Regions from separate parts of the Homo sapiens genome. Here region 1 is linked to region 2. A link is an interaction called in ENCODE POLR2A ChIA-PET data of the cell type or tissue named here. Cell type or tissue: endothelial cell of umbilical vein. All regions are shown on one strand. Links, peaks and the distances in the headings refer to the core of each region. The heading gives the core; the rest is flanking DNA. Region 1 overlaps LOC105374781 (a long non-coding RNA gene). Region 2 overlaps SLC1A4 (solute carrier family 1 member 4).

The links. ChIA-PET counts read pairs that join two places held together with the same protein. Peaks named below come from ENCODE experiments on the same cell type or tissue, not always from the same donor. Only the 100,000 strongest peaks of a DNase experiment are listed, where the experiment ranks them.
Region 1: POLR2A ChIA-PET joins it to region 2 with 6 read pairs; 2 of 35 experiments call an interaction of 5 or more read pairs at or near these places.

What each region holds. Positions count from the first base shown.
Region 1 is chr2:65,482,982-65,493,004 of GRCh38, reverse strand. It overlaps LOC105374781 (a long non-coding RNA gene), which reads left to right. Exons shown (of 3, transcript XR_940192.3): 3 at 5,309-5,384. Among named protein-coding and RNA genes, the nearest start is that of SPRED2, 55 kb to the right of the region's middle. In endothelial cell of umbilical vein, for the core only: no CTCF peak of the experiment used is centred there; no DNase peak of the experiment used is centred there; H3K27me3 peaks cover 406 bases.
Region 2 is chr2:64,994,803-65,002,802 of GRCh38, reverse strand. SLC1A4 (solute carrier family 1 member 4) reads right to left here. Exons shown (of 8, transcript NM_003038.5): 2 at 1,313-1,355. It also overlaps the pseudogene RNU6-548P. Among named protein-coding and RNA genes, the nearest start is that of SLC1A4, 9.4 kb to the right of the region's middle. In endothelial cell of umbilical vein, for the core only: no CTCF peak of the experiment used is centred there; a DNase peak (open chromatin) is centred at 3,822; H3K27ac peaks cover 699 bases.

The DNA of each region.
Region 1 (10,023 bases), core at 832-8,831, 490 kb before region 2:
GTAGACTCAAGGTTGGAAGGTCAGGGTTGGTGGAGGTCAGGGAAGTCCCAGCCACCCTGCACAGTGGAAAGGGCAGAGAAGGAAGGAAACCATCTCAGGTGAGCTCAGCCATTCTCAGCACCAAAGAGGTGGTGCCCAAGGGGCTGGAAAAGCTTCTGGTAAACTTCACATCTGCCCCGGTAACGAGGTTTTCTCTGCGTTGCTGCCATGACTCTCTGCTGACACATTAAGAAAGAGAGCCCAATCCTATGCAAAAAATGCAGAAAAGTGAGTTCTCATAAGAGAAAAGGAAGGAGGACGCTCATGGCACAACCTATAGAATACTGCAGGAGCATTTCTTTTTTTTTTTTTTTTTTTTTTTTTTGAGACGGGGTCTCACTCTGTTGCCCAGGCTGGAGTGCAGTGGTGCGATCTCAGCTGCTCACTGCAACCTCTGCCTTCCGGGTTCAAGCAATACTCCTGTCTCAGCCTCCTAAGTAGCTGGAACTACAGGCACCTGCCACCATGCCCGGGTAATTTTTGTATTTTTAGTAGAGAGGGGGTTTCACCTTGATGGCCAGGCTGGTCTCCAACTCCTGACCTCAGGTGATACACCTGCCTCGGCCTCCCAAAGTGCTGGGATTACAGGCATGAGCCACTGCACCTGGCCTGCAGGAGCATTTCTTTTTTTTTTTTTTTGAGACAGAGTTTTACTCTTGTTGCTCAGGCTGGAGTGCAGTGGCGTGATCTCGGCTCACCATAACCTCTGCCTCCTGGGTTCAAGTGATTCTCCTGCCTCAGCCTTCGGACTAGCTGGGATTACAGGCCTGCACTATCATGCCTGGCTAATTTTGTATTTTTAGTAGAGATGGGGTTTCTCCATGTTGGTTAGGCTGGTCTTGAACTCCTGACCTTAGGTTATCTGCCCGCCTTGGCCTCCCAAAGTTCTGGAATTACAGGTATGAGCCACCGCGTCTGGCCAGGAGCATTTCTTAAAACAAAAATAACTTTGGTTTTATATTACAAAAATATATCCCCCAACCGTAAGAGGAAAAAAATCATCCATTATCTAACCAGAGAAAACTCTTGTTAAGACCTTGCTCTTATGCCCTTGTAGATTTTTTCCTATGCCTGCATACATATATCTTGCACATATCATAAGTGTAAAATATTATATGTGTTTTCCATACAGGATATCCTCCTATCATGTCAATAAACAATCATCTACGACATCATTTTTAGTGGCTGAATAAAATTCCAACGTCTGGCTAACCCATACCTTATCTAACCAATCATCTATTGTCAGACACTTGGGTCATTTCCAAAATCTTGCTACTCTAAACAGAGCTGCCAGGAACTTCCTTAGAGCCATGCCCTGAACTTCTGATCCTCTTTCACAGAAGGGTGAAAGAGAACAATGAGCTATTTGCTAAAGTCGACTTCAACCCCAACCCACTACCCTCTTGTCCCCACCCATGGTGATACTCAGAAGTCCTCTGGAGACCAGCTGGGGTAATCCACGGTCAGGACCTCGGATGCCCAAGGATTTGCCCCCGCTCGTAGAAGGAGCATCTGAGTCTCTTTGAATCCACATAATAATCATTATTATTTTTTTGAGACAGGCTCTTGCTCTGTCACCCAGGCAGGAATGCAGTGGCATTATCAGGGCTCACTGCAGCCTCGACCTCCTGGGTTCAAGCAATCCTCCCACCTCAGCCTCCTGAGGAGCTGTGACTACAGGCACGCATCAGCACATCCAGCTAATTTTTGTAATTTTTTGTAGAGACAGGGTTTCACCATGCTGTCCAGGCTGGTCTCAAACTCCTGAGCTCAAGCGACCCACCCGCCTCAGCCTCCCAGAGTTCTGAGATTACAGGCGGGAGCCACCATGGAATCCACATAATTAGATGTGGGGGCCCAGAAACCAGGCCAGCTCTAGCCACAATTGGGAGACAGATTCAGGAGGTCCTGGGTCACCATCTTGAGTGTTTCCCTTCCCCAATACTGTCATGTCCTCCCAAGAGGAAACTACCTAGTCTCCAAACCCCTGAGCCCTGCTCTCAGATTGACAACCTCATTTCTACAGCTGTGACAGCAGTCAGGCTAGAAAGAGCCATACCTTCCAGTAACATCTTTTTATGAAGCTCCGTTTAACATCTTGAGTCAGCCATGTTTGGAACTAAACACTGCAGAGAGGCATAAGGTGAATAAACCATCATCCTTGCCCTCAGGTGGCTTCTACTCTGGATTACTCTCCCAGAGCTGTCAAACTGGGTGACTTCAAACAACAGAAATGTGTTTTCTCACAGTTCTAGAGGCTACAAGTCAGAAAGCAAGCTGTTGGCAAGCCCACACTCCCTCTGAAGGGTCTAGGGAAGAATCTTTCCTTGCTTCTTCCTAGATTCTAAGGGTGGCTGGCAAACCTTGGCACTGCTTGGCTTGCAGCTACACCACTCCAATCTCTGCCTCCACCTTCACATGGCCTCTTTCCCTGTGTTTCTGTGTCTCTGTGTCCAAACTTCCCTCTTCTTATCAGACACTAACCATACTGGATTTAGGGCCTCCCTAATCCAGCGTGATTTCATCTTGACTAATTATTAGGTTGGTGCAAAAGTAATTGCGGTTTTTGCAATTACTTTCAATGGCAAAAACTGCAATTACTTTTGCACCCACCTAACAAATTTGCAAGACCTTATCTCCAAATAAGACCACTTTCTGGGGTTCTGTGTGGACATGAATTTTGGGGAGACACTACTCAACCCAGTACACTCACGGATAGAGGCAAAGATGAATGTAAAACATCAGGCCTGGCGCAGTGGTACACACCTGTAATACCAACACTTTGGGAGGCCAAGGTGGGAGAATCACTTCAGGCCAGGAGTTCAAGAGCAGCCTAGGCAACAAAATGAGACTCTGTCTCTGAGAAACAAAACGTAAATAAAAATAAATAAAAATCAAAACTGCAGGTATGAAATTACCTAAAACTAAAAGCTAAAATAAGCTTTAAATGAACCAGGAGGGAAAAGATGTAGGTGTGAGTATGAGGTGTGAAGAATTGTGAGCCTGGGGGTTTCTTACAAGCACCTTTAAGTCACTTTGTCTTGTACTTCCTGGTCTGGCTATGTCTAGAAGTCACACTTGCTATGAGACCCCCATGGGCCCCCTAAATCTCCCTGTGGAATAACGAATACTTCTTGACTTCATCTTTTTTTTTTTTTTTTGCCACTACTATTTCAGTATAACTTCTTGATTTCTCTCCAGCTTTACTCACAAGCCCATTTCCTTTCAACCATAAGTTCTGGAGACAATCATGGCAGGAAAAAGGCAAACCTTAATGAGGAACATACAAAGGCAAAACTGCAACAGCTTTTCCCCCAATTTGCTGTGCTTTCTGCACATTTTTTCCCCTTGCCTCTGCTATTTCCAGTTTTGAAAAGTGGGGAAGGTGCGGGAAGCAGCATTATCCTTTTTGAATCTGTGAGGTTGCTCTTTCCTGCCCCAGCTGTGCACTGCTGCTCACACAGCAGGGTCATAAAATCCCAGTGAGATAATGAGGGTGGGGCCCTCCCCTCGAGCGAGTGCAGGCAACAGTCTCTGCACTTCCAGAGCTGACCCTCAGTGCTGAAAGAGCTTGGTGGGCGCTGAGATTTCAGAGATGCCACTTGACAATCAAGTCGTTAAAGAGGCAGCAGGGTTTTCTTCAGAAGCATATGCTCCCATACCTAAACCTTCCCCTTGAACAACCTCAGAAAGGTTACAATTTTTCTCCACCAACTCTTATGGATAACAGCAGAACTCAGAACAAGGGCTGTCACAGTCGATGCCCCATCCAGAGATTCCCCCCAGCACAGGGTCCAGTGGGACCATGACCCTGACCCCAGGCTTTCTTCTGCAAGTATCTTTGACTCATGGTCTAAGAACTGTCTTTGGCTGCCTGGGGAGACTGTCCTGAAAGCACAGGGGAGGAAACCCTTTGGGAGCAACCCTCAAGCAATGAGTAACAGGAGGTGATGAAAAAGACCCCAACTTTCTTGCCCTTGGCAAGAGGAGAGACAACTCTGAGGTTTCTCTCTGCAGTCTCCCAGAGGTCCCCAGCAGGAATGAACCTGAGGGCCCACAGTGGGAACCTGCTCATTAACGTATCCTGTACTGTCTCACTTCCCCTCTTTCTTACCTGTGCCTCCTGGGGTCGCCTCTCAAATACACGATTTGCACTCAAATCTGTATCATCAGATCAGTTTCTGAGGGCATCCAACTTAAAACACATAGTTGCATTAATGTGTATTTTCCTGTTGGATGGTGAGCTCCCCACAGACAGCCAAAAACCATATTTCTCTGAGAACTCACACTGCCAAATGCTTTCTGTGAATTACCTCATCTTATCTGCATGACAACCCTAAGAGGCCACCACTATTATTATTATCCCCATTTTACAAATGAGAAAAATGAAGCTCAGAGAGCTTAAGTCACTTGCCCAAGGTCACACAGAAGAGCTGGGATTTGAACCAAGGTGGTCTCTCTCTGAAGTTCACACTCTTAATGACTGCATGTCAGATAGGGTATTCAATCATGGTGTGAAAGGAAGGAAGATGGTAGCAAGCAAACTTGACAAGCACTGGTACAGTGTTCATTATTGGATGCTAGAGATCAGCCAATTTCTCAAACATGTTTAAGACCCAGTGGAGACAGGGGCCATCAGAGTGTCCTTCCCCAGATTGTCATGTACCTTTTTTCTGTTCATTTATTGATTCCTCTTATGTCTAAGACACTGAATTAGGACCTGTGGAGGTCACAAATTAAAGCAAATTCGAGGAGCTTACAATCTACTAGAGGGTGTGGGAGAGGGACAAAGATAAGGTAGAAGTGCCTGGAAAGATAAATGACAAGACCAGAGCTTCCATCAGGCTCAACTGATTCATGGCCAAGTGCGTTGAGCAGAGAAGTGCCATGTTTTCAGAGAAGGTGGCCCCTGGGAACTGGAGTGGACAGCTGCCCTGGAAAAGTAAGGCTTAGAGAATGAGGGGAGTTTGCTGGCTAGGAGCAGAGCTGGGGAGGGAAAACGAAAGGGGAGAGGCACATGAGCAAAGCCATAAAGCCAGGACATACCAGGTGATTCTCTTCATCACTCTGCCTCCCCCACCTTTCCTCAGGTCAGAACAACTGGGGAGTCAAAGGGGGTGATTGAAAAAGATGTTTACCAGGAGGGAAACCATGGTTCAAGAGACAATAGCTGAGGATTGTAGATACATGGTAATTCACGACTACTTTTCAAGCCAAGACATGGATAAAGTATACAAACCACATACTGAACAAGTCACCTTTCTTGCAGGTCTAAGAGGGCTGATTGAGTAAGATGACGCATGTGACCGCTGTGGCTCCCCAGTCTGAAAACTTGGCACCAGAAGACACTGTGTAACTGCCAGTCTTACTGTTGTGCTTGGATCACACCACTTGGAACTCGGGAGTTTCACATACTTAGGGGGCTGAAGACATTTCCCTGAAGCCTTGGCAATTGAGACCTCATTTACAGCTCCTGTGCTGGGACAGGATTTCTTCTTTGCTTACCTTCACCCTTCACCCCAGTGAGGGCGTGGGCAGGAGAGATTGGCACACTGGATAAGAAAGAGAGAGAGCCCAGCCAAATACTCGGCACCATTTTGTAAGGAGCAATCAGGCGTGGAAAGCCTTGAAGATTCTGGGCTACCTCAGGCAGAATGTGCTCAAGAAGAACCTTACCCTTTTTGTTTTTAATTTATTTTCTCAAAAATTGAGATGGGCCAGACATGATGGCTCATGCCTATAATCCTGGCACTTTGAGAGGCTAAGATGGGAGGATGGCTTGAGCCCAGGAGTTCGAGACCAGACTGGGCAACATAGTGAGATGCTATCTCTACAAAAAAAAAAAATACAAAAATTAGATAGGTGTGGTGGCACATGCCTATAGTCCCAGCTACTTGGGAGGCTCAGGTGGGAGGATTGCTTGAGCCCAGGAGGTTGGAGCTGTGGTGAGCCAAGATCGCATGACCACATTCCAGCCTGGGCAACACAGTGAGACCCCATCTCAAAAAAAGAAGTGAAAAAAAATAGAGATGGAGTCTGTGTTGCCCAAGCTGATCTCGAACTCCTAGGCTGAAGTAGTCCATCCACCTCAGCCTCCCAAAGTGCTGGGATTAGAGGCATGAGCCACCGTGCCCACAGGTCTTGCTCTTGGTGGCTGTGTTCACAGCTAACAACCCCTCATATTCCTTCAGCATGCGCTAAATACACATACAATCTAAGTAAACACAATGTCTGTTCTTCACAGCCTACGCCAAGTCCCAAACAGATGGCTGCCCCAAGGCTCCTTTCAAATAGAAATTCCACAACCACCATTCTTACCAGCCTTACATTGGGCCACCTAGAGTTTTATAGCCAGGGCTATAGGAAGGCAAGTCCCAGGATGCAAGTCCCAAGAGGTTAAAAATAGTTTGCCATTTCTTCAGCAAGATACCAGGCATTGTTGAAGTGACATTATGTAACCAACAAGCTTATGTAAGGATCATGCCCCTGGCTTTCCCCACACCCTGCCCTAGACAAGGCAAATACAGGTGTATTGATGCCTATGGGGCAATCTTTGCCCATGGGGGCCTGGGAGCAAAGGATAAATGCTTCCCCATTTCCTCTCCCCCAACCCTAGGATGTTCCTGAGATGCATTTCATAAATCTTCTCAGAAGGTTCTGCGTAGGGGTGGCCAACGCAATAACTCATCATTTTATTGTGATGGGGTTCAGAACACACTACCCCAAAATATGGCACCTTGGCATTTGAGAAAACAGCAGAAGCTGGAAGGTCTCTCTGACCTTTTCTTGACCTTCTCCCCTGAAACAGACCGGAAAAGGATGTGCTTACATTCCCCTAAAGTAGGTCATAAGGACCAGGTGCAGTGGCTCACGCCTGTAATCCCAGCATTTTGGGAGGCCAAGACAGGAGGACTGCTTGAGGCCGTGAATTCAAGACCAGCCTGGGCAACATAGTGAGACCCTGACTCTGCAAAAAAATCAAAAAATTAGCCAAGCATGGTGGTGCACATCTATGGTCCCAGCTACTCCGGAGGCTAAGGTTGGAGGATTGTTTGAGCCCATACGGTCAAGGCTGCACATTGCAGCTTTGATGGTGCCACTCCACTCCAGCCTAGGCACCAAAGCAAAATCTCGTCTTAAAAAAAAAGTAGTTGATAGGTCATAAAACCCTCATTCAGGCCAGACGAGGCAGCTTGCACTATGGGAGGTCGAGGTGGGAGGATCACTTGAGCCCAGGAGTTCAAGACCAACCTGGGTAACATCGTGAGACCTCATCTCTATAAAAATGTTAAACAATTAGCTGAGCATGGTGGCAAGGTGGGAGGATCACTTGAGCCAGGAAGGCAGAGTTGCAGTGAGCACTGTACTCCAGCCTGGGCAACAGAGTGAGACTCTGTCACAAAATAAGTAAATAAATACCCTAATTTCAGAGGTGCCCTCCCTATGCCTGAAGGAAAGAAATGTCCTTATCCCTGAAGACACAGAGACACAGAGAAGAATTTGAACAAACGAATCTTGCTAAATTCCCCCCAGTTGATTACTATTAGGTCATATCCCCTTTGTCCAATCATACCTCTCAGTGACTGTCCACTCTTCATCAAACCTAAACATAAAAAAACACAAGCTTGACTGGGTGCAGTGGCTCACACTTGTAATCCCAGCACTTTGTAGGCCAAGGCGGGCAGATCTCCTGGGGTCAGGAGTTCAAGGCCAGCCTGGCCAACATGGTGAAACCTTGTCTCTACTAAAAATACAAAAATTAGCCAGGCGTGGTGGCGCTCGCCTGTAGCCCCAGCTACTCGGGAGGTTGAGCCAGGAGAATCGCTTGAACCTGGGAGGTAGAGGTTGCAGTGAGCTGAGATCGCGCCACTGCACTCCACCTGGGTGACAGAGCAACACTCCATCTCAAAAAAAAAAAAAAAAAAAAAAAAAAACCACACAAGCTTCCCTCTTTCGTGGTTCTTCATTTTTTTGTTTGTTTGTTTGTTTTGAGATGGAGTCTTGCTGTGTTGCCCAGGCTGGAGTGAAGTGGTGTGATCTCGGTTCACTGCAACCTCCACCTCCCAAGTTCAAACAATTCTCCTGCCTCAGCCTCCCGAGTAGCTGGGACAACAGGCAAGTGCCACCACGCCCAGCTAATTTTGTATTTTTAGTAGAGTCGGGGTTTCATCATGTTGGCCAGGCTGGTCTCAAACTCCTGACGTCAGGTGATCTGCCTGCCTCAGCCTCCCAAAGTGCTAGGATTATAGGCATGAGCCACCACGCTCAGCCGGTTCTTCATTTCTGAAGGCCGCATGCTACATCAAATATATTAAATAAGTTAATATGCTTATTTTTATTTGTTTATTTATTTGTTTGAGATGGAGTCTCGCTCTGTCGCCCAGGCTGTAGTGCAGTGGTGTGATCTCGGCTCACTGCAACCTCTGTCTCCAGGGTTCAAGTGATTCTCTTGCCTTAGCCTCCCAAGTAGCTGGGGCTACAGATGCTCACCACCATGCCCAGCTAATTTTTTTTGTATTTTTAGTAGAGATGGGGTTTCACTATGTTGGCCAGGGTGGTCTTGAACTCCTGACCTCAGGTGACCCACATGCTTCAGCCTCCCAAAGTGCTGGGATTACAGGCGTGAGCCACTGCACCTGGCCTGAATATGCTTCTTTCTTGTTAACTTGTCTTTTATTATAGGTGCCTCAGCTAAGGTACTTAGGAATCTCAAAAGATATCACTTGGCTTCTGAAAGTGACCCAGTAGGGCACAGTGGTGTGGGTCTCCTTAGATCCCGTCCTCTGTTGGTGCTGCACATGAACCTTTTCTCTTGTAACCAGTCAGACATTGACTCTGAGAAGTCCTCATGCAACCCATAGAAGGAGGAGGAGATGATCCCTCTATCTACAGTGGATAGGCATAACAGGTGAATTCTTTTCACTAAATCCCGTTTCACTTTGTTGATTCACTAGAACTCATCTTGTGGGAGGACCACTGACTCACCATGCAAAAATGGGAAGATAAGTTTCATTAGAAGTGGGATGTTTCACACGCTTCTTACATACACACATCAGGACTCAAAGTGGGGTGACGTGGTTTGGCTGATGTCTAAGTGCCCTCAACCCAACATCGAGATTTTAACCAAATATAGCAAGGAGTCTTCAATTTGAGAATCCAGCTCCCTCTTCCAAAGCAGATGATAGGTGAGAATAAGGGAGGGGGTTGGGAAAGTGGGAGAAAGATGGGATTCGAGTTAAAATAAACCCGAGAGGAAAGAGCAGAATTCTAAAGAGAAGGAAAGAACTCATCTACATCTTCTTCTGTTTGAGTACCAAGGTCTGACCGTAGTCGTTTTCAAAGCGACAGAAAACATCCAGAAAGATATGTGTCATGCATGGTAAAGGTTGAGTTTTATCTGGAGTGGGAAAATTAAGACTGCAAATAGTTAAAAAAAAAAAAACAAAAAAAGTAGTGTTTCAGTTTTCAGCACTCATCACAGATCAAAATTCACATTTTAAGCTCAAAACTAACTGTTTTATAAGTTATAAACTTATCATTTTGATATATTAAAAATGTGAACGCTGGAACAAAAAGTTATTTCTGAATTTTTCGAAAGTGTGTGGGGAAAAAAAAAAAAACCTCCTTTTCTCCATGTCCTTCTCTGGCAGCAGGGAGCTGTTGACATCTACCAAAGTCCTGAGTATCTACTTAGTTATACAACATCCTGAAGGCTAGCTAGAAGCATGAGCTGTGCAATCCCACTCCTAGGTACTTACTCAAGAGAAATGAAAAGCTACATTCACATGAAAACCTGCACAAATGTTTACCCACCTTTATTCAGCCCGCGCTGGGCACAACCCACATGTCCTTCACCTGAAGAATGGATAAACAAACAGTGGTACATCCATACAACGTAATATTTCTCTGCAACAAAAAGGAACAAAAGATGGATGTATGCAGATTTTGCTAAATGAAAGAAAATAGTCTCAAAGGGCTGTATGA
Region 2 (8,000 bases), core at 1-8,000:
AGATCGAGACCATCCTGGCTAACACGGTGAAACCCCATCTCTACTAAAAATACAAAAATTAGCTGGGTGTGGTGGCAGGCGCCTGTAGTCCCAGCTACTTGGAAGGCTGAGGCAGGAGAATGGCGTGAACCTGGGAGGCGGAGCTGGCAGTGAGCCAAGATCGCGCCACTGCACTCCAGCCTGGGCAACAGAGTGAGACTCTGTCTCAAAAAAAAAAAAAAAAAAAAAAAAAGAATGGTCACAGGACTGTTACTTGCAGCATTGCCAAAAAATAGGGGAAAACCAGAAACAACCTGAACATCCATCGGTAGGGGACTAGTAGAGGAGAATTATGTTATACTCTTACAATGGAATACTCTACAGCCGTGGCGTTATGCAGAAGGGTAGCTACCGACATGAGAAAATATTCACAATATACTGCCTTAAAAAAAAACAGCAGGCTATGAAGCAACATGTGTAGTGTGTGTCCATACTATGTATGCTTATCTTTATTTTATTATTTATTTATTTATTTATTTATTTTGAGATAGAGTCTCACTCTGCTGCCCAGGCTGGAGTACAGTGGTGTGATCTCGGCTCTCTGCAACCTCCAACTCCCAGGTTCGAGCAATTCTCCAGCCTCAGCTTCCTGGGTGGCTGGGGTTACAGGTGCACGCCACCACACCTGGCTAATTTTTGTATCTTTAATGGAGACGGGGTTTCACCGTGTTGGCCAGGCTGGTCTTGAACTCCTGACCTCAAGTGATCCACCCACCTTGGCCTCCCAAAGTGCTGGGATAACAGGCATGAGCCACTGCGCCCAGCCTGTATGCTTATTTTTAAAATGTATGTGTATACACGCATAGAAAAAACATATCTGAAAGAGGTATACCAAAATAATGGGTAGCTCTAGACAGTGACTATGGATGATTTTTGTTTTCTGACACTTCTTTGTATTTTATTTTATTTTTTTGCAGTGAGCACATATTATCTTTATAGTCAGAAAAAAAGATAAAAGTGTATTTTTTTAAAAAAGTGTACAATATTTAAGACATCCCCAAAATGTGATTTGAGGGTATTTCTTAGGTAATGTAAACAAATTTTGGAACCAGTGGGACATTTTGGAAAGTTTTGTTTGTTCAGTCTTTATTTATTTATTTTATTGTTGTTGTTTTTTAACTCTAGGTACCCATTGATAAAAGTTTAGGCCAATCTTACCAAGTTTTGTTAACACCACCATCTCTCCCTGTTCTACCTTACCTAACTCTATAGCAGTAATTGGTACATTTCTTCCATCAAAGTTTCATATTTTTAGCAAAGTATCAAGCCTTACCGTACGGAAAGCTGCAACCACAAGATTGGAGGGAAACAGGTTTCTGTTGGAAAAGAAAGCATTCTGTCAGTATTCTTTTAAAACAATTTTTTAGAGATGAGGTCCCTGTTGCCCAGGCTGGAGTGCAGTGGTGTGATTGCAGCTCACTGCAGCCTTGAACTTTTGGGCTCAAGTGATCCTCCTGCCTCAGCCTCCCAAAGTGTTGGGACTACAGGCGTGAGCCATGGTACCTGTCTTCATCAGTATTCTTAAAATTCAGTGTGCAAAGTATCTGCTTTGAGATGTCCACTTCTAAAACCCTAACACAGTGTTCTCTCTCCACCCCTAGCTGACACTGCACCTTTTGCTTGATTTAAGCACCCTAACTGTGCCTGCGCTGCTGGGCCACAGTAGATACTTTGAAGCCACTGATTTTCATTTCCATCTCTCTCATGGTACTCCTTGATATCTGAACTTAATGGTGTCCAACCAAGTCTATAACTGCATTGCTTTCCTCTCACCTAGAGGTTAGGCACCATTGCAGTGGTTTGCAATGTCAAGTGTCACTGCTCACTAGTGAAATCCAAGGGCGTTTTTGTTGTTGCAAAATTGAGGCATTCCCCAATTGGGGGGAGTGTGTAGGGAGAAATGCCAGGTCCCACACATTTGTCCTGTTAAATGCAGTAGAGTCCTGTATAATGAATTATCTCAAGGCCCTCCAATGTCTTGCATGACATACGTGTAGATAAAAACCTTATCTATAATTACTCAAGACTAAACTAATTCCAAAACAAGGTTCTGTTTTTCACAATTTGAACATACGCTGAATTTTCCAGAAGTGTAACTCCTTGTAAATTATGGGGTGGTTTTTGTTTTGCTTTGTTCAGAATGTTTCCAAATATTATTTGTCTTCCTGGAAAATCACACCACCAGTGCAAATTGTAGAATCTGAGTCCCTAATTCCACACCCAGTGTCAAGTAACAGTCTGCATTTATAACTATTTCATTAGCAGTGATTCTGAGTTCAGGAGTAAGCATTCAACCACTTTATTTTAGAGCATGTATATATTGAGACACATTGTTTTTGTTATAATTATTTTCCTTTTGTATATTACAGTTACATCATATTGATATTTTGAAATTATGTGGGCAGGGACATTTTATTTATGGATTTCATCTTAGAATTAAGGATATTATAAACATTTGTTATAAAAGTAGGGCAATCGAGCTGATGGAGCCCAAAATCTGTTCATGCAAATAGTTTTACTGAGGGCTCTGTGTAGGATGCTGGTCTTGATATACAAGAAATTCTATTCCAGCTGACAGTCCATTTGTTCTCACTTCCTGCAAGAAGAGTAAGTCTAGAAGAGCAAAAGACTCTGGATCATTCTTAACAATTTGTGTCAAACTTATCCACTAATTCTTACTTCTGTAAGAAGCTGGGTTGCTCACCAGGATCTCCAGGCAACTATTTGCAGTGCATTGGGTTTCAGAGGTAGGCAGGTCTGGCTGCAACCCAGCTGTGGCAGGCAGAGTCTAAGATGGCCTCCTGGTATTCACACCTTTGGGTAATCCCTTTAGTCTGGGTGGACCTATGACTTGCTTCTAATGAACAAATGCAGCAAAGGTGATGGGATGTCACATCCACGATTTGGTTACATAAGGTTGTAGCTTCCATTGTGCTAGCTGACTCTTCTTATTGTCTTCTGCTTGCATACTTTGATGAAGCAAGCTGCTATGTTAGAAAGGCCCACGAGACTAGAAACTGCAGGTGGTCTCCAGCCAAGAGCCAACTGAGGCTCCCAGTCCAAACTTCAAGGAACTGAATTCTGCCAACAACAACATGACCTCAGAGGTGAATCTCTCCCCAGGTGGACCTGTGGGTAAGAACCTAGCCCTGACCAACACCTCCGATTGCAGCCTTGTAAGAGACTCTGAAGCAGAGGACCTAACTAAACTGTCCCAAGATTCCTGACCCCAGAGAGACTGTAGGATAGTAAATATGTGAGATTTTAAGCTGTTTAAGCTGTTAAATGTGTAGTAGTTTGTTATGCAGCAATGTATCAGCCAACAAAGTTAATAAGATGCAAAAATCAATGCATTAGAACACTTAGGGTGCTCTCACAGGACGGCCAGCATACACAGCCTGCAACACAGCATTTCCCAAACTTGTCCATAGAACCTGAGTTGCTTTTAGCATATTTAGAGAATACCAGAGTACATGTCTGCATTTAAGCAGAAAAAATTAATCTTTAGCTGAATTAAATTGTTGCAAAACTGTGACCAGAAGTTTGATTCTTATCACAGCTATATTTACTTTTTAAAAAGTAGAAACAGACTAGCAACTTATATTGGCTAGTTTTCGGAGTATAGATGAATAACAACTTACATTTGTTATTATTTCCATTACAAAGCAACTTTCTTACATATTTTAGTCTTGGGGACTACCTTTGGCATTTCATTTCCATTTTCTGCCCTAGTCAGAAGCAGCAAGGGGCCCTGTGCCAAAGTCTCTCTGTTCTGTATCCACCACACAACAATCCTCAGTTGTTGACAGACTGAGCTGCTCTAAGTTTCTCTTTCCATGAGGACCGGGAAGTTCAGAAAAGAGTTGGGTTAGAAGACCTCCACTTTCCTCATGGGAAACAATTTCCCCCGGCAAATACCTCACATCCTTCAGGGATTAGCTGTTTCCTCAATTGGTACAAGCACAGCCTTTCCCACAGCCTTGAATGCATTCTCTTCTAAAGAGCACAACACTATTTGTTTAATTCTGTCTATCTGTCCTGCCCAATCTTTTCATACAAGCAATAACCCAGTAACATCTCACCCAGAACAGGCCCTGTCCTTAACCCAGAACTTCTACACCTAACAGCCACTGGCACACCGACCTGTTTTCAGACTGTCTACAATATCTAGTCTGCAAAATCCAATGGGAACAGAGGGGTCCAGAAGCAAAAGAGCAACTTCTGCCCCCCAAAAATCAAGTTCCTAAGAAAAATGTGATGTGTTTTGACAGTTTCTGATAAAGTTAAACATACACTTACCATAGGACTCACCAATTCCATTCCTAGATTTTTTTTTTTTTTTTTGGAGACAGAGTCTCACTTTGTTGCCCAGGCTGGAGTGCAGTGGCAGATCTCGGCTCACTGCAGCCTCCGCCTCTGGGTTCAAAAGATTCTCCTGCCTCAGCTTCCCGAATAGTTGGGACTACAGGTGTGCACCACCACGCCCGGCTAATTTATTTATTTATTTATTTATTTATTTATTTTTCTGAGACGGAGTCTCGCTCTGTCTCCCAGGCTGGAGGGCAGTGGCGTGATCTCGGCTCACTGAAAGCTCCGCCTCCGAGGTTCACACCATTGTCCTGCCTCAGTCTCCCGAGTAGCTGGGACTACAGGCGCCCGCCACCACACCTGGCTAATTTTGTTTTTGTATTTTTAGTAGAGACGGGGTTTCACCATGTTAGCCAGGATGATCTCAATCTCCTGACCTCGTGATCTGCCCCCCTCAGCCTCCCAAAGTGCTAGGATTACAGGCGTGAGCCACTGCGCCTGCCAATTTGTATTTTTAATGCAGACAGGGTTTCACCATGTTGGCCAGGCTGGTCTCAAACTCCTGACCTCAAGTGATCTGCCCACCTTGGCCTCCCAAAGTGCTAGGATTACAGGCATGAGCCACCACGCCCGGCCCACTCCTAGATATTTACCCAAGAAATATAAAAATATATGCCTGCAAAAAGGAACTGTATGCATAACAGCGTTATTCATAATAGTCCAAAACCCAAATGTCCATCAACAGATGAAGGGATACAAAGATTATGAAAACTCCATACAACGGAATACCACTTGGCAATAAAAAGGAGCCAAGTGATATACGCAACAACATGGATAATCTCAGCAACACTGTGCTGAGCAAAACAAGACTGACAAAGGAGAGTGCATACTGAATGATTCTGTTGATATGAAACTCTAGAAAAAGCCAAACTAATTTATAGTGATAAAAAGCAGGTCAGCTGCCTGAGGCCAGGGGTGGAGAATGGGGATTGCTGAGAAGAGTCATAGGTGATGGAAAAGTTCAGTATCTTGATTGTGGTGGTGGTCACATGAGTTATCCATTTGTCAGAACTCATTGAACTGGACCTTTAAAGTGGGTGCATTTATTGTATATAAATCCTACCTTGAAATTGTTTAAAAACTTATATAAAAAAGTATGGTAATAACTGTTAGAGATTTTCCAACTAAAAAATACGTACATTCAATGGGAGGGCTGAACTTTTTTTTAGATTATACAGCTCATTTCTCAGATAACAATCTCTGGGAAGGGCTCTCCTGGTGGCAGTGAGCTGAAGCACCATAGAAAGCATCCTCCTTTGCTTTCATCCTCTGCTTGCCACAGACCAAGAGCAGGAGCAGTGCCCTCCTGCTGTCACCAAGGGCAAGGAGATGAGGCTGCCAGAATAAAGCAACATGTTTCTCTGTCCTCTACTTTCCCTCTCTCCTTTGGCTTTCAGACACAGATGCTGCGGTAAACTCTGGTTCTTACTCCTGAGCTCTCTTCTAATCCGGGATCAGCTGCCTCTCTGGCAAACAGTTTTGCTTCCCAGAGCTCTGTCTTCAGGCATTTTTCCCAACTCCTCATGTTCACACAGTAGCTTCATGGGCTTTTGAAATCAGAGACAGTGAGCTGGAAGGGATTTTAGAGGTGATCCAGTTCTATCCCCTCATTTAGCACATAGAGACACCAATGCCCAGTCACTGAGCATCTCCCATTTCTGCTCCATCTAGGCCAGCACTGTCCAACTGAAATGCCTGCATTTGTGCTGCCATGTTGGACTATAGAGCACTTGAAATGTAGCTAGTGCCACCAAGGAACTGATTTTTAAGTTTTATTTACATTTGAAGTAATTTTAAATAGCTACATGTGGCTAGTGTCTATTGTATTGGACAGCCCAGATGTAGAGTACTGAAATCCAGAGTCCAGAAGTCAGGAGGACCAAATGGTCATCCTGTGTTCGCCTCTGCACATCACCCACTTTCACTGGGTGTTAGGATGCTTCTAAGCACTGAGCTCCTCATCTTATTCAAGTTTGCAAATATTTCCTTTTTCTGTTGTTTGATCCTGAGAGATCTACTTGAATTACATATGTATTAGGCCAAAGTTTCTCAAATATCAGTAGACCATTAAATCAGTGTATTGGCTTTAACCAGTATTTTATAAAAGATGAAATACATTAGACAAAAATATCAGTATATATCACACTTAAAATATTGTTTGGTGGAACCTGTGTTTTGGTTTGAGTATGTGGGAGTTGGGGGGCGGGTATAGTGTGGATGCCATAATGTAAAATGTACTTTTTATGGTAGGTCAAAATTAAAAACGTGTGAAACCTCTAAGATACACTACTAAATCTAGAGGCCCAAGTCAGTCCAAGCCAGGAGATAATGAATGAACAAGCTTTTCCAGCGCTATAAGACTCTTTGAATACATTACTTAAAACAAACAGAAAAACTGGTATGAAATGAGGTTGAACTGGCCAATGCAGAACCACTGTGGGAGGTGCTGTGCAGACCCATGCAGCTCACACAGTGAAAAACTTCAAAAACGTTCTGTAACATCTGATACTGTTTGTTCTTCTGATCCTATTGTCAAGGGTGGTATGCATTTCTCTGTTCTATATGAAAAGAATGTAAAACAATTTACTTTTGCTTGGGCATATTTTGTTCCAGAATTATTTCCTTTTATTTAAGTTCAAAAATTCTTTACCAAATCTATTAAAATTTCAAAGACTCTTCAGAACAGGATATGGCATGGTATGTACACCTGATAAATATTTATTATCGCTAGTATTTATTGTAACAGAGCCAGTTAACAGGGATGTGACCCTTCAGATCTTGGTACCCCCTACAAGGCTGAGCTGAGGAAGGGCTGGGGCTGGTGGACTTGCACTCTGATGATGGGGGTGTGAATCCATCCTCTCTTTAAGGCCTCCATCCAGTTTTAGATTCCAGCTGGAAAGGGTAAGGCTGAACCCCTGGAGTGGGGATCTTTTGGGGGAAATTAAGTTAAGAGCAGCATTCATGCATCATATCAAATAGCCCTCAGCTGTCCCTGAGAGGGTGGGACACACTAGAATATTGGCAAAGCACTCATATATTAACTCATTTAATCCTCACAACCATTCTAGGTTGTAGGTCTCACTAGTCTCATTTTACAGATAAGGACACTCAGGCACAGAGAGGACAAACGACTTGTGCACGTACAGCAAGTACGTCATAGAGCTGGGCTTCAAACCCAGGTGGTTGGCTTTAGTGTCTGCTCTTCATCACTACCCACCTCCCTAGGTTGATGCTTTTTTCTGTCTCTAAACTATTCAGGTGTCCTCCTGGGAGGTAAAAGAAATGGTCAAGAGTGAGAACCTTTTTTTAAAAAAAATTACAAGCTGCTATTATTTTCCTTTCATCACTAGTTAGGCTGAGACAATGCCATTAATTTGGATCCTTGTTAGATGTGCTGTCTTCATCTTGCCTATAGAAGAGACATGGGCATAGTTACAACAACCCGCCACAGTCAATAATGTAAAGAAATTGTTCACAACTCACTCCTCAACTTTGCCATCTGGTGGCTAATATTACTATTTATTTTAATTTAAAAAATATGGAACGCTTCACATTGGAACATCACGTTGTGTGTCATCCTTGCACGGAGG